Regions from separate parts of the Homo sapiens genome. Here all the other regions are linked to region 3. A link is a contact called in ENCODE Hi-C or POLR2A ChIA-PET data. All regions are on one chromosome and are shown on one strand. Each heading gives the region's core, a stretch centred on a gene start or an enhancer-like site at or near the end of the contact. The rest is flanking DNA. Distances are from core to core; before and after follow the strand shown.

Region 1 (3,687 bases), core at 608-3,107, 350 kb before region 3:
GAAAAAGCATTTTAAAAAAGCAAGTGGGAGTGAGATTTAGTTGTTTTATCCAATCTTGGAAATTACCAGAGAACCACAGGAATAAAACCTAAAACAAACCAGACTGAGACAACAGAAAAAATTAAGTTACATTGGAAAGAAACGTCTTAGTTTCTTTTTTATTAATGGAAAGCTCAGTATATATCAAGTTGACAGAAAGCTCACTATATCAAGTCCATTCAACACTGCAGCTGAAGAGCCTAAGAGGACCCTTGACAATTTGGGGACTAGGAAAATCTATACAAGGCATAAACACACTTTAGACAAATGCAATTTAGTCCAACAGTTGTTTACAGAATACCTAAAAACATCAGATACTGTGCTAAATTCTGGAAACATAAAGACAAATAAGATGTGCTTTGATGCTTTGAGACACTCACAGCCTAACAGGGAAGAGAGAGAGGCATATTATGACTAACATAACACAACAGGCACTAAGCTGGCAGTCCAGTACGTGGCTCAGGAGAGGGACTGGTTACAGCTCCCCAGCAACTTGGAAAGAGGTCCTTGGAGATAATATCTGAGCTAATTTTGAAAGACAAGTCATTTGTCAGGTAAGGACAGGTCAGGCAAAAAGAAGAGCATGGGCAAATAAATGGAATGTAAAAGGTCAGGCCTTTGTTCATGCCACCCCTCCCTCCTCCTGGAACACTCCTACTTTCCGCCTGGGTACTAAGCTCAAGAGCTGCTTCCTCTGTGGTGCTCTCCCTGATGGCCCAGAGAGATATGGCTGCTCCTGCCTTCATCCTCCCCTGACCACAAGCCAGGTGTGGCACCTTGGATCTCTGGCTGCACTGACTCTTTTACACATCTGTGGATGCCCTGAGCGTGGGAACTTTCTTACTCTTCTGGGCACTTCCAGCACACAAGACAGTGTGTGGCACACAGCTTGCTCCACAGACGTCTGTCAACTGTTTGGGGAACACTGAGTTTTGTGAGTCTGACCACTTTGCACTTTAGAGTCTGAGTCAGGAGATGGAGTAGAAAGGGCTGAAAGACCTACCTACTAGCAGGATATAAGCTCCATCATACTTACCGACTGAGGATTCATTTTACCAGTCATTAAAGCCAGGAAGTCTGAGTCAGCCATTGTGATTGTGCAGTCAGCCTTCTTATCTAAAACAGATACACAGGAGAAGGAAGGAGAATAGGAGGTGTTCAGTTTCACATATACATTTTTGTCAAGAGCCACTGACTGCAACAGAATTATAACCAGCACTGAGGCAGTGTGGGGAAATGGGCACTCACATATACTTCTATGGCAGCCTGGTAAAATGTGACATAAACCACAAGCAATCCTGATATTTAACAAGACGGAATTGATTAAATAAATTATGGTATATTCAAATAGTGAGGTATGATACAAGCCACAATAAGAAATGATATGGATCTGGATTTACTGACATGAAAAAATGTTCATGTTACATTATTCATGATATTATTATATAAGCCAGTTACAAAAGAAACTGTATGATGCCATTTTTGCTTAAAACAGAATTCAACTATATAAACATAGAAAAACATCTGTAAACTTAAGACACCAATATATTACTAATAGTAACTGTGACAGACTCTAAGGTGACCCTCCTGGTGTACATCCCCTTCCTTCCAGTGTGAGTAGAACCTGTGACTTGCTTCTAGCTAACAGAATATGGCAAAGATAATGAGATGTCACTCTTGTCATTTTGTTACATTAAATGATTCTACCTTGCTAGCAGACTCATTCTTGCTCTCCTGCTGGCTCTGAATGAGCTCACTGCTATGTTGTGGACTTCCTATGGAGAGGGCCACGTGGCAGGGAACTGGCCGTTAGGAGCTGAGGGCCAGCTCTGGCCTATAGCCAGTAAAAGAGGGAAGCTATCATTCCCAAGGCCACAGGGAAATGAATTCTGCCAGCAACCTGAATGAACTTGGACATGGATCCTTCCCCATTGAAGCCTCCAGATGAGAGCCCAGCCCTGGCCAAAAGCTTAACTGTAGCCTTGTGTGACTCTATGCAGAGGACCCAGCTAAGCTGTCCTCAGCCTACTTATCCATGGAAACTGTGGGCTAATAAATGTGGGCATTGTTTTAAGCTACTAAATTTGTGGCAATTTGTTATGCAGTAATAGAAAATGAATACGGTTCTCTAGATCAAGGGTTAACAAACTTTCTGTAACAGATCAGACACTAAATATTTTAGGCTTTGCAGGTCAGTAGGTCTCTATCACAACTACCCAATTCTGCCCCTGTAGTGCAAAAGCAGTCATAGATAATATATAAACAAATGTTGGCTATGTTCCAATAAAATTATTTTAAACAGGTGGCAGACAGAGGGAGGAGAAGATATTTGCAACTCATATATCTCTGACAAACAACTCATATACAGACTATATGAAGAACTCCTTTCTAAGGTACAGTGGATTACAGGAAAAGATAAAAAAAAGAACTCCTACTGCTCAACTAGAAAAGGTTAGACGATCCAATATAAAAATGAGCAAATGACACATGTAGGCATTATATAAAAGAAGATCTCCAAATGGCCAAGAAACACATGAAACAGTGCTTCACTTCATTAATCATCAGAAAATTCACATTAAAATCATGATGAGTGCCACATACCTACTAGAACAAATGGCTGAAATTTAAAAAAAAAAAAAAAAAGACAATACCCAGTGTTAGTGAGGATGGGAAACAAATGAAAGGTCAACATAATACCAGAAAGACTGTAAAATGATGCAGCCACTTTCAGAAAACAGTCTGGAAGTTTCACATAAAGCTAAACATACACATACTATATGAACTAGCAATCCTATTCCTAGGTATTTACCGAAGAAAAATGAAAACTTACGTCCACACAAAAACCTGTATGTGAATGCTTATAGTGGCTTTAAGATTCATACTTGCCAAAAGCTGGAAAAAACCCAAATGTGCATCAACTGGTGAAGGGGTAACCATTCAGCAGCAAAAAAGAATAAAATACTTCATGATCCATGCAACAGCATGAATAAATTTCAGTGAAAGAAGGAGGCTCAAAAAGCTACATACTGTATCATTTCATGTGTATGACTTCCTAAGGAAAGCAAAACTACAGGGAGAGAAATCAAACTAGTGGCTAAAAGGGCCTGAGGGGGCTGACTATAGAGGGACATGAGGACACTTTCTGGGGTAATGGAAACTGTCTGTATCTTGATTTCTGGTGATAGTTACACAACTGTATGCATTTGTCTAAATTCACAGAATTATACATCTAAAAAGGGTTGATTTTATTGTTTATTGTTAATTGTACATCAATTAACCTGATTTTTAAAAAAACCTGGCAAGTACCAAGTACTGTCAAAAATGTGGAGGAACTAAAACTCTCATGTAATATGGAAGGAAATGTAAAATAGTACATCCATACCCAAAACCTGCACTTTATCACCTAGCCCTGGGTGCGTGTCCAGTAGAAGTAAGTACGATGGAAATGTCCACTAAAAGACATCTATAAGAATATTCATAACAACTTTATTCATCAGGCTCCCAGATTGAAACAATGCAAAGATACATCAAATGCACAAGGAATAAATTCTGGGGTATTCGCCTAGTAAACACAAACTATTGCCACACGCAACCATATGAATGAATCTTATGCTGTTGAACAAAAAAAAGCCAGACCTAAAAAAGAGT
Region 2 (4,016 bases), core at 781-3,280, 270 kb after region 3:
CTCCATCACTCCTGTCTCTATGTTGCAGATTGTTGTGCAGTTCCCCAAACTTGATGTGCTTTCCTGCTTTCAGGCTTTTGTACATGATACTCCTTCTCTCTGAAATGCCCCCCACCCCCTCCCTATTTTGCCTAAATTTTTCCTTGTTTTCTAGAACTCATATTAGTCAATCATCTTACGAAGACTGTCTCTAACCTTCAAAGACTGGGTTAGCCCTCTCTTCAGAACATTTTGCCTGTTCTACTAGCAATTATTACATATTGTTGTGTATATATATATCTCTTCTTGTATGTCTCTTATGAATAATTTGAGCAAATACCAATGCTTTATTCTTTAAAAAAGTTTGTTTGGTATTCTCTGAATTTAGCATAGTTCTTAGCCAATGGTAGGTACTGAATATATCTTTGTGGAATGAAGGGATATTTCAATGAATGAACTAATGTTTTTAAATGTCTTTTTCCCTCTTGTTGAAATGCAGAGCCAGGCTTTCGAGGACTGACTCCTCCAATTCCTTGGGAACATGCACCGCGTCCCCATTTCCCCCTTGTCCCAGCTTCGTGGCCTTATGGTTTGCATCAAAACTTCATGCATCAGGGAAATGCCCGATTCCAGCCCAACAAACCTTTCTATACTCAAGGTACCACTGCTTACAAATTAGTTAACAGGCTTGGGTGGGTTTTATTCTGGGATAGAGAGCCTTAGTGAAGGCCAGGATCTGGGAGTGAAAATTCATGAATTCAGTAAACATTTACTGAGAAATTATACTGTGTGTCAGATGGTGCTAGGTGCTTGTAAAACAAAATCTCCATTACTTGATGCACACTTTATTAGGAAAGCCAGACATGTTAAATAGAAAAGGAGTTTAGATGAATCAGTTAACATTGCCCTAGCAAATCCAAACAGGATGTGGATTTAAGATTATTACATCACAAGATTTTGACAGTTGAGCTAGATCTTGAAAGAGATGCAGGAATTTTTTTTTTGCCTAGAGATGAGAGAGGAGGAGGAGTATGCTTAGCTGAGGGATTAATATATGCAGTCACTGAGTTTTGCCTGGCATAATGAAAAAGAGTAGAAAATATTAGGGCTAGAGGACGGAGGTATATGGGAAAGATGGTGATAAGGCTAGAGAGGGTAGGCTTAGACCATATTATGGAGTTTGGACTTGGTTTACTGAGCATTGGGGACCTAATTAAAGGTTTTTAGTGGAACGAAGACATAATCATATTTGTTTAGTAAACGTAGGACTTGAATGACCTTAAAATTTATTATGTTCTGCTGGTGCTATTGTAGTACTAATAATGGCTTTGACTGGGTAATGAATATTACAAACAAAGAATTCCTAGAAACTTGGAGCATTTTATCTAACCTACTTGCCTCAGAGGTATTTGTTCTTATAGGCATTGTCTGAGTCTGGCCTTCAGCTCTTTGTTAACTTAGTTCAGAACACTTGGGTCAGAGTCAGTATAGTTAAACTAGGAGTTCAAGAAGTTAAAACAGGCACTCAGGAAATGCTGATTGAATGAAATGATAACTTAAAGGGGAAGTGCCTGGTATGGTCTCAGGCTTGTTATATTTAAGCCTTCTTAAACCACCCATATACTACTGGGGCATCCCTGTATTGTAGAGTGGCAGAGCCTTGACTGTGGTTGAGCTCTTCTCTTGAGCAAAGAACTGGGGCTGAAGGAAGTTACTATTAGTCATAAGCCCTTTTAGGAGGGGAGAGTCTGCAACTCTTTTCTAGTGGGTTTTTTCCCTTTGATTCCTCCTCTCCATCTTTCGTGTCCTCTCCTTTTTTCACATACAGGTATTTCCTTCCCTTCTTCATTTTTCTCCCCACCCTCTCAAATGTTTTGCAGCATGCTTTATCACCTCCTATTATATAAATAGAAAAAAAGAAAGCTAACTACAAGTTAATTCTAAGGTGTTGTCAGATAAACAGGCACAAGCCTTTCAGTTTCCTGTCTGTGTTGTATCCAACAGACAGATGTGCCACCCGTCGGTGTAGAGAGCGTTGTCCCCACCCACCAAGAGGAAACGTGTCGGAGTAATGCGAGTCCATTTTCTTTCAGCTGGTCTACCGATGCACAGCAACCAGCCAATCCTGCTGTCTCAAGGGTATCCGTACCTCAATGTCAGTTACATTCAGCAGAAAAAGTGACATTTAATGGAAAGCAAAACAAATCAGGTCCTGATTTAAAATTTTAACACGTTTAGATAGCTTATTTAAATTCTAAGACTGTTTTTACAGACTGTATTATTTGTATATAAATATGAACTATAGTTTTTACTAGTATCACCAAATTGAGTGATACAAATTTCATCTATTTTATTACCCTATTTTTAAGGGAATTTTATGTTTTGTTTAACCTTGATGAATTGTATAAAGAGAGAATTTAAAAAATTACATTCTTTATTTTCTATTAGCTGTATTCATACTTTGGTTGCTTCAGACTTTATATATTGTTCTTAAAAGTTAGGAAAGAATTTCATGTGTTTTAAATTGTCACTTCTATTCTTTACAGAACCTTGTAGTGCCAAAAACTTTTTAAAAGGTAAAAAAATAAAATAAAATTACAACATGAAGATTCAGATTTTTTTTCTTTTCCATACTTGTATATTGAACATTCAAACTTGAATGGAAAGTTGATTTTGTCTGTATTTGAAGTACTTCTATTTTAAGTTAATAAATCTTTTTGACAAGAGTTAAATTTGGTTAATCTGTTGTATAGATGATGGAAATATTACGTAACAAGATTTCTTTTAATTTCAGTGAATAGAGCATTCTAAATCACAGATTTTAGTTTTAGAGATTCAAGTAACATTTCATATCCTTTATTTGGTTGGATGTTCACAACACCCATATGAGGTTGATAGAAGCGGAAGCCATTTCCATTTTATCTTTGAAAATAAAAACTGAAATGCAAAGCAGTCAGTAAATTCCAAAAAGCAAACAATGCTGGAGTCTGAATTGAAAAGTATTTGGAAAGAGAATTTTAAAACACTGAGACTAATATTGGCAATTAGAGTGGAGGGAAGATTACTTTTTTTTTTTTTTTTTTTTGAGATAGAGTCTGTCTGTCACCCAGGCTGCAGTGCTGTAGTATGATCTCGGCTCACTGCAACCTCTGTCTTCTGGGTTTGAGCGATTCTCCTGCCTCAGCCTCCCGAGTAGCTGGGATTACAGGCATGCACCACCACACTTGGCCAATTTTTGTATTTTTAGTAGTGGCGGGGTTTCATCATGTTGGTCAGGCTGGTCTCGAATTCCTGACCTCAGGTGATCCACCTGCCTTGGCCTCCCAAAGTGCTGGGATTACAGGCGTTGAGCCACTGCACCCAGCCCAGACTGTATTCATTTTGAGTCCTATACTTCCACCTGGAAAGCACACTTGCCAAGATGATAATTATTTACCAGTAATACTTGGAATTAATTATTATTGGGTATTGGAATTCAGACTCGAGTTGTTGGTGGCATAATGTTTTAGCTGTTTTAGCAGTGAGGTGAGGTAATTTTCTCTAACCCCTTAATTAGTCCGTCCAGTTGCCTGGGATTTTAGGCTAAATGATGCTATATATCTATTTGGAAAGGTGCAGAATAAGTAGATAAAAATGTAAGGACAGTGGGTTATCTTTGCTGCGCTTCCTCTGATATACATTACTTAAATAGGAGACTGCTTGGGCCCTTGCCATATTTTGCAACATGGAAGATATTTGAAACCTATTGCAGGAGGTTGAGGGTATTCATGCTGTATTTACAGCCCTGAGTTAAATATATTTACTATTTTTTTTACCTAACCTGAGTTAGGTATATTTACTATTTTTTCTTATTAAAGCGTCAGCATCTTTCAGAATCCTATTAAGTGGTGGACTTAAATCATTTATTAACAAGATACCTGACCCAACTATGCATTCATGTTAAAATGACTTGGAGCATTCAAGATTTAAATTAACATTCAATACTTCATGTCCTTCCACATCTTGGAGAACAGGTAATGACGTATACAGGGGTGTTT
Region 3 (3,994 bases), core at 1,451-3,950:
CAATGCAGTTCAACTCAGAAAATAAAGGGAAACATTCCCAGATTTTAGTAATCGACATCACCCTGCTCTATTCTATCATCAAGCCCTATTCTATTCTTGGCCCTGTGACCAGCATACAGGACACAGAGGTCACAGTCTGGTGGGGAACACAGACTTTCATGCCATTATTGGCATGACAAGAAACATTCCTGGAACAGGAATGACTTTGAGCCAGGCGCTCTGCCAAGCACATTGCATACATGAACTTGTAGTCCTTCTGACAGCCATTACAAATGGATCTGCATTTACAGAAGAGGATTCAGACTCACAAACATGATTGGTTTAAGGTTACAATTTAATAAACATGGAACATGGATTCTGAACTAAGATCTGTCCCCACTCCAAAGCCAGTTCTTTCTTTCCTACTACACTATACCAGAATAAACCAAGTGGTGTGGAACACCAAAATGGGAGCATCTAAATCTAATTTGAATGTGTGTAATTGTTGTGTCTGGGAAGACTTTACATAGGAGAGTATTTCCGATTTGTGTCAAAAAGGGTGGTCCAGGCATCAAGAGCAGAGGTAAACAGGGACACAAACTTGGGATCTATTCAGAGAACAGAAGGTTGGTGGGATGTGGGGGAAGAGAGGCAGAAAATAAGGCTAGAATCAGATTGCACAGGGTCTTGAAGGCCATCCTAAAGAAGATGACCTCAAACCAAAGTTCAAGGATTCCCATCCTGGGCCATGTGTACTGAGGAGTCCCCTAAGGTGATCAGGGTATAAGAAACCACAGGTAAATGTGGTATATTGCCTGGAATGTCAATTTTACTCAAAGGCTTGGGGGAGAAAAGGCAATCTTCTGTTATCCTATGAAAGATGTATTATGGGGAAATGAATGTAAAATCCTATGAATTTAAAAAATAAAACTGGGATTTCAGACATTATTGGCTGCCTTCCAATAAATAAGTGGTTGGAAATAGTCCATTCTTTGCTGCCATTGGGGATAGCTTAATAATGGAGCCATTTGGAAAGCATTGTTATAGGCGATGGGAAGCCATGGATTTAGCTCCATTGAGAATTCAAAAGTAGGGCTGGATGGAATTCAAAGATGAATGGGAAGTCAGCCGGGTGTGGTGGCTCACGCCTGTAATCCCAGCACTTTGGGAGGCCGAGGCCAGCGGACCACCTGAGGTCAGGAGTTCAAGACCAGCCTGGCCAATATAGTGAAACCCTGTCTCTACTAAAAATACAAAAAAAATTAGCCGGGCGTGGTGGTGGGCACCTGTAAGCCCAGCTACTCGGGAGGCTGAGGCAAGAGAATCGCTTGAACCTGGGAGGCGGAGGTTGCAGTAAGCTGAGACCGCGCTATTGCACTTCAGCCTGGGCAACAAGAACGAAACTCCGTCTCAAAAAAAAAAAAAAAAAAGACGAATAGGAAGTGGCTGTCTTAGGAGAACTTTCCATCTAAGCTTTATGGAACTGATGATTCTTAGCAGGAACAGGAGCAGGAAAACAAAGCAAAATGTAGGTAAATTTCCTCTCCTCCTCCCCATCTCCTTGACATGTTCCTTTTCTACCTCATTCATTCTTTTTCGCTCTTGTCGCCCAGGCTGGAATGCAATGGCACAATTTCGGCTCACTGCAACCTCCACCTCCCAGGTTAAAGCAATTCTCCTGCCTGAGCCTCCCAAAGAGCTAGGATTACAGGTGTGCTCCCTGTAATTTTGTATTTTTAGTAGAGACCCCTGCTAATTTTGTATTGTTAGTAGAGACAGAGTTTCACCAGGTTGGCCAGGCTGGTCTCGAACTCTTGACCTCAGGTGATCCACCCACCTCGGCCTCCCAAAGTGCTGGGATTACAGGCGTGAACCACCGCGCCCGGCCTCATTCATTCTTTTATTTTTTTAAAAAAAATTATTATTGCATACCAACTCCCTCACTTACTGTGTGACCTTGGACAAACTACTTAATTTCTCTGTACTTTAGTTTTCTTATCTGTAGAATGGGGATAATAATAATACCTACCCACAGTGTCACTGTGAGTGTTTTTACAGTGACATGATATATAATGAGAATTAAATGAGTTAATTCATATAAAGCATTTAGAGCCTGGAACAAAGTTCAGCACTGTTTGAGTACTAGGTGTTATAACAGTGACGTTGCTACACCCTTCACTGCTACTGTGTGCCAGTCAACATCTCCCATAGCCATTCATTGCTTAGGTAATTCATGTTGGTGGCCAAGACAGGTCTGGGAAGAAGACAGATGAATCAGACTGCTCACTGCACTTTGTCCAGCTACACCTGGCACATATAGAAGCTCCTCTAAATGCTTGCTGAATGGATAAGCGAATGTCTTCCTATTGAACTCCAAGTTCTTTGAAGGCAGGGACCATATTCCTAGCTGTCATATCCCTAGAACAATGCACTGGTGAGGCACACAGTAGGCGCTTAGGGATTATACATAGATAAATGACTGCAGGTGGAAAATCACTAAGGCTACAAAGCGAGCATAGGTAAGGTGCTGCAGAGAGACAGCCCCCAGTTTCAGGAAGGCGGTAGCCCTGGAAGCGTGGCTGCCAGCGCCCTTAACGGCGCGATGGCTGCTGGGAAGCACAGGCTCGCTTGGCTCGCCCCGGGATCCCGGGAGAGCGCCGCGGTTGGCGTCGGCGTCAGCCCCACGCCCCGCCCCGCCCCCTCCGCCGGCTCACGTGACCGTCTTTGGGCCGGCGCGAACCATGGCCGGCATGGTGGACTTCCAGGATGAGGAGCAGGTCAAGTCCTTTTTGGAGAACATGGAGGTGGAGTGCAACTACCACTGCTACCACGAGAAGGACCCGGACGGTGAGCGGCTCCAGCGCAGCCCGGCGACGCGTCGGGGAGGGACGTGCCCGGAGAGGTCTGGTCTGCGACCTCTGAGAGGCTGGAGAAGGAATCACGTGGCGGGCGGGGGACGGGGTCTGTGGATCGCGGTGACCGCGTGTGTTGGGAAGGGCGATGTGTCCCGGGAAGACCGAGCCAGGAGGCCGGGGCGGGTAGGAAGAGACGTGCTGGGGCTTTTGGGTTAGGGACTGGGGATCCATCGGTGAACAGATGAAACTCCCTGCCCTCGTGGAGCTTCCAAGCTAGTGCGGGGAGTCGGGCAATAAGCCTCAGGTAATTCATGAAATCGTGTTCGAAAGTAGTAAGTACCGGCCGGGAGCCGTGGCTCACGCCTATAATCCCAGCACTTTGGGAGGCTGAGGCGGGTGGATCACGAGGTCAGGAGATCGAAACCATCCTGGCTAACACGGTGAAACCCTGTCTCTACTAAAAATACAAAAAATTAGCCGGGCGTGGTGGCAGGCGCCTGTATTCCCAGCTACTCGGGAGGCTGAGGCAGGAGAGTGGTGTGAACCCGGGAGGCGGAGCTTGCAGTGAGCAGAGATCGCGCCACTGCACTCCAGCCTGGGCGACAGAGCGAGACTCCGTCTCAAAAAAAATAAATAAAAAGAAAGTAGTAAGTGCCGTGGAAAAAAGACTGGGTGAAGGGTGTCAGGAGGGCAGGAGGGCAGTTTTAAATTGAGTGATCAGGGAAGATCACTGAGAAAGTGGCAATTGAATAAAGCCTTGAAGAAGGTAAGGGAGTGAACCATGCAGTTCTTACCATAGGTAACAGCTGGCGAAGACGCCCTGAATCACAAATGTGTCCTGTGTGTTGTGTGAACATTGAATTGACTTAAGAGTATAGGTGGATGGTGGTGACCAGAGGGGTCCACCCAGAGCAGCTAATACCTTTGGGTGGTTTTCTTCTTCTTGCTTTATTTTTATTTTTTGTATTTTCTTTCTTTTTTGAGATAGTATGTCACTACGTTGTCCAGGCTGGTCGCAACTCCTGGGCTCAAGTGATCCTCCCGCCTTTGATTACAGGCATGAACCACTGCACACTGCCTACTTTTTAATTTTTTTGTTTTTTTGAGACTGAGTCTCACTCTGTCACCCAGGCTGGAGTACAATGGCTCGATCTCAGCTC

The links. A loop is a pair of places that touch in the nucleus more often than their neighbours do. ChIA-PET counts read pairs that join two places held with the same protein, here RNA polymerase II (POLR2A). Pooled maps may share reads with other maps.
Region 1: a map of endothelial cell of umbilical vein shows a loop between it and region 3 (4-fold over the local background). The contact joins the enhancer-like site here to the promoter of COA7 in region 3. A Hi-C loop is called at or near these places in 1 of 168 maps with a recorded cell type or tissue (endothelial cell of umbilical vein), 1 of 37 single-sample maps with no recorded cell type and 2 of 50 pooled maps. POLR2A ChIA-PET finds 5 or more read pairs at or near these places in 2 of 52 experiments (CD8-positive, alpha-beta memory T cell and GM12878).
Region 2: a pooled map shows a loop between it and region 3 (2.4-fold over the local background). The contact joins the enhancer-like site here to the promoter of COA7 in region 3. A Hi-C loop is called at or near these places in 19 of 168 maps with a recorded cell type or tissue (CD4-positive, alpha-beta T cell, CD4-positive, alpha-beta memory T cell, CD8-positive, alpha-beta T cell and 13 more), 8 of 37 single-sample maps with no recorded cell type and 18 of 50 pooled maps. POLR2A ChIA-PET finds 5 or more read pairs at or near these places in 13 of 52 experiments (AG04449, BJ, CD4-positive, alpha-beta T cell and 10 more).

What each region holds. Positions count from the first base shown.
Region 1 is chr1:53,045,326-53,049,012 of GRCh38, reverse strand. SCP2 (sterol carrier protein 2) reads right to left here. Exons shown (of 16, transcript NM_002979.5): 15 at 1,076-1,155. Among named protein-coding and RNA genes, the nearest start is that of PODN, 15 kb to the left of the region's middle. Within about 2 kb of position 1,857, at least 8 of the 41 ENCODE cell types and tissues checked have a DNase peak (open chromatin) inside an H3K27ac peak, as active enhancers do; they include endothelial cell of umbilical vein, where a contact is called at or near this core.
Region 2 is chr1:52,421,970-52,425,985 of GRCh38, reverse strand. TUT4 (terminal uridylyl transferase 4) reads left to right here. Exons shown (of 30, transcript NM_001009881.3): 29 at 479-637; 30 at 1,984-2,711. The coding sequence ends at 2,051. Among named protein-coding and RNA genes, the nearest start is that of PRPF38A, 19 kb to the right of the region's middle. RefSeq lists an enhancer at 2,057-2,106. Within about 2 kb of position 2,030, at least 5 of the 41 ENCODE cell types and tissues checked have a DNase peak (open chromatin) inside an H3K27ac peak, as active enhancers do; they include CD4-positive, alpha-beta T cell and CD8-positive, alpha-beta T cell, where a contact is called at or near this core.
Region 3 is chr1:52,697,053-52,701,046 of GRCh38, reverse strand. It overlaps COA7 (cytochrome c oxidase assembly factor 7), which reads left to right and starts at 2,700. Exons shown (of 3, transcript NM_023077.3): 1 at 2,700-2,826. The coding sequence starts at 2,721. RefSeq lists an enhancer at 2,471-2,530 and a silencer at 2,581-2,720.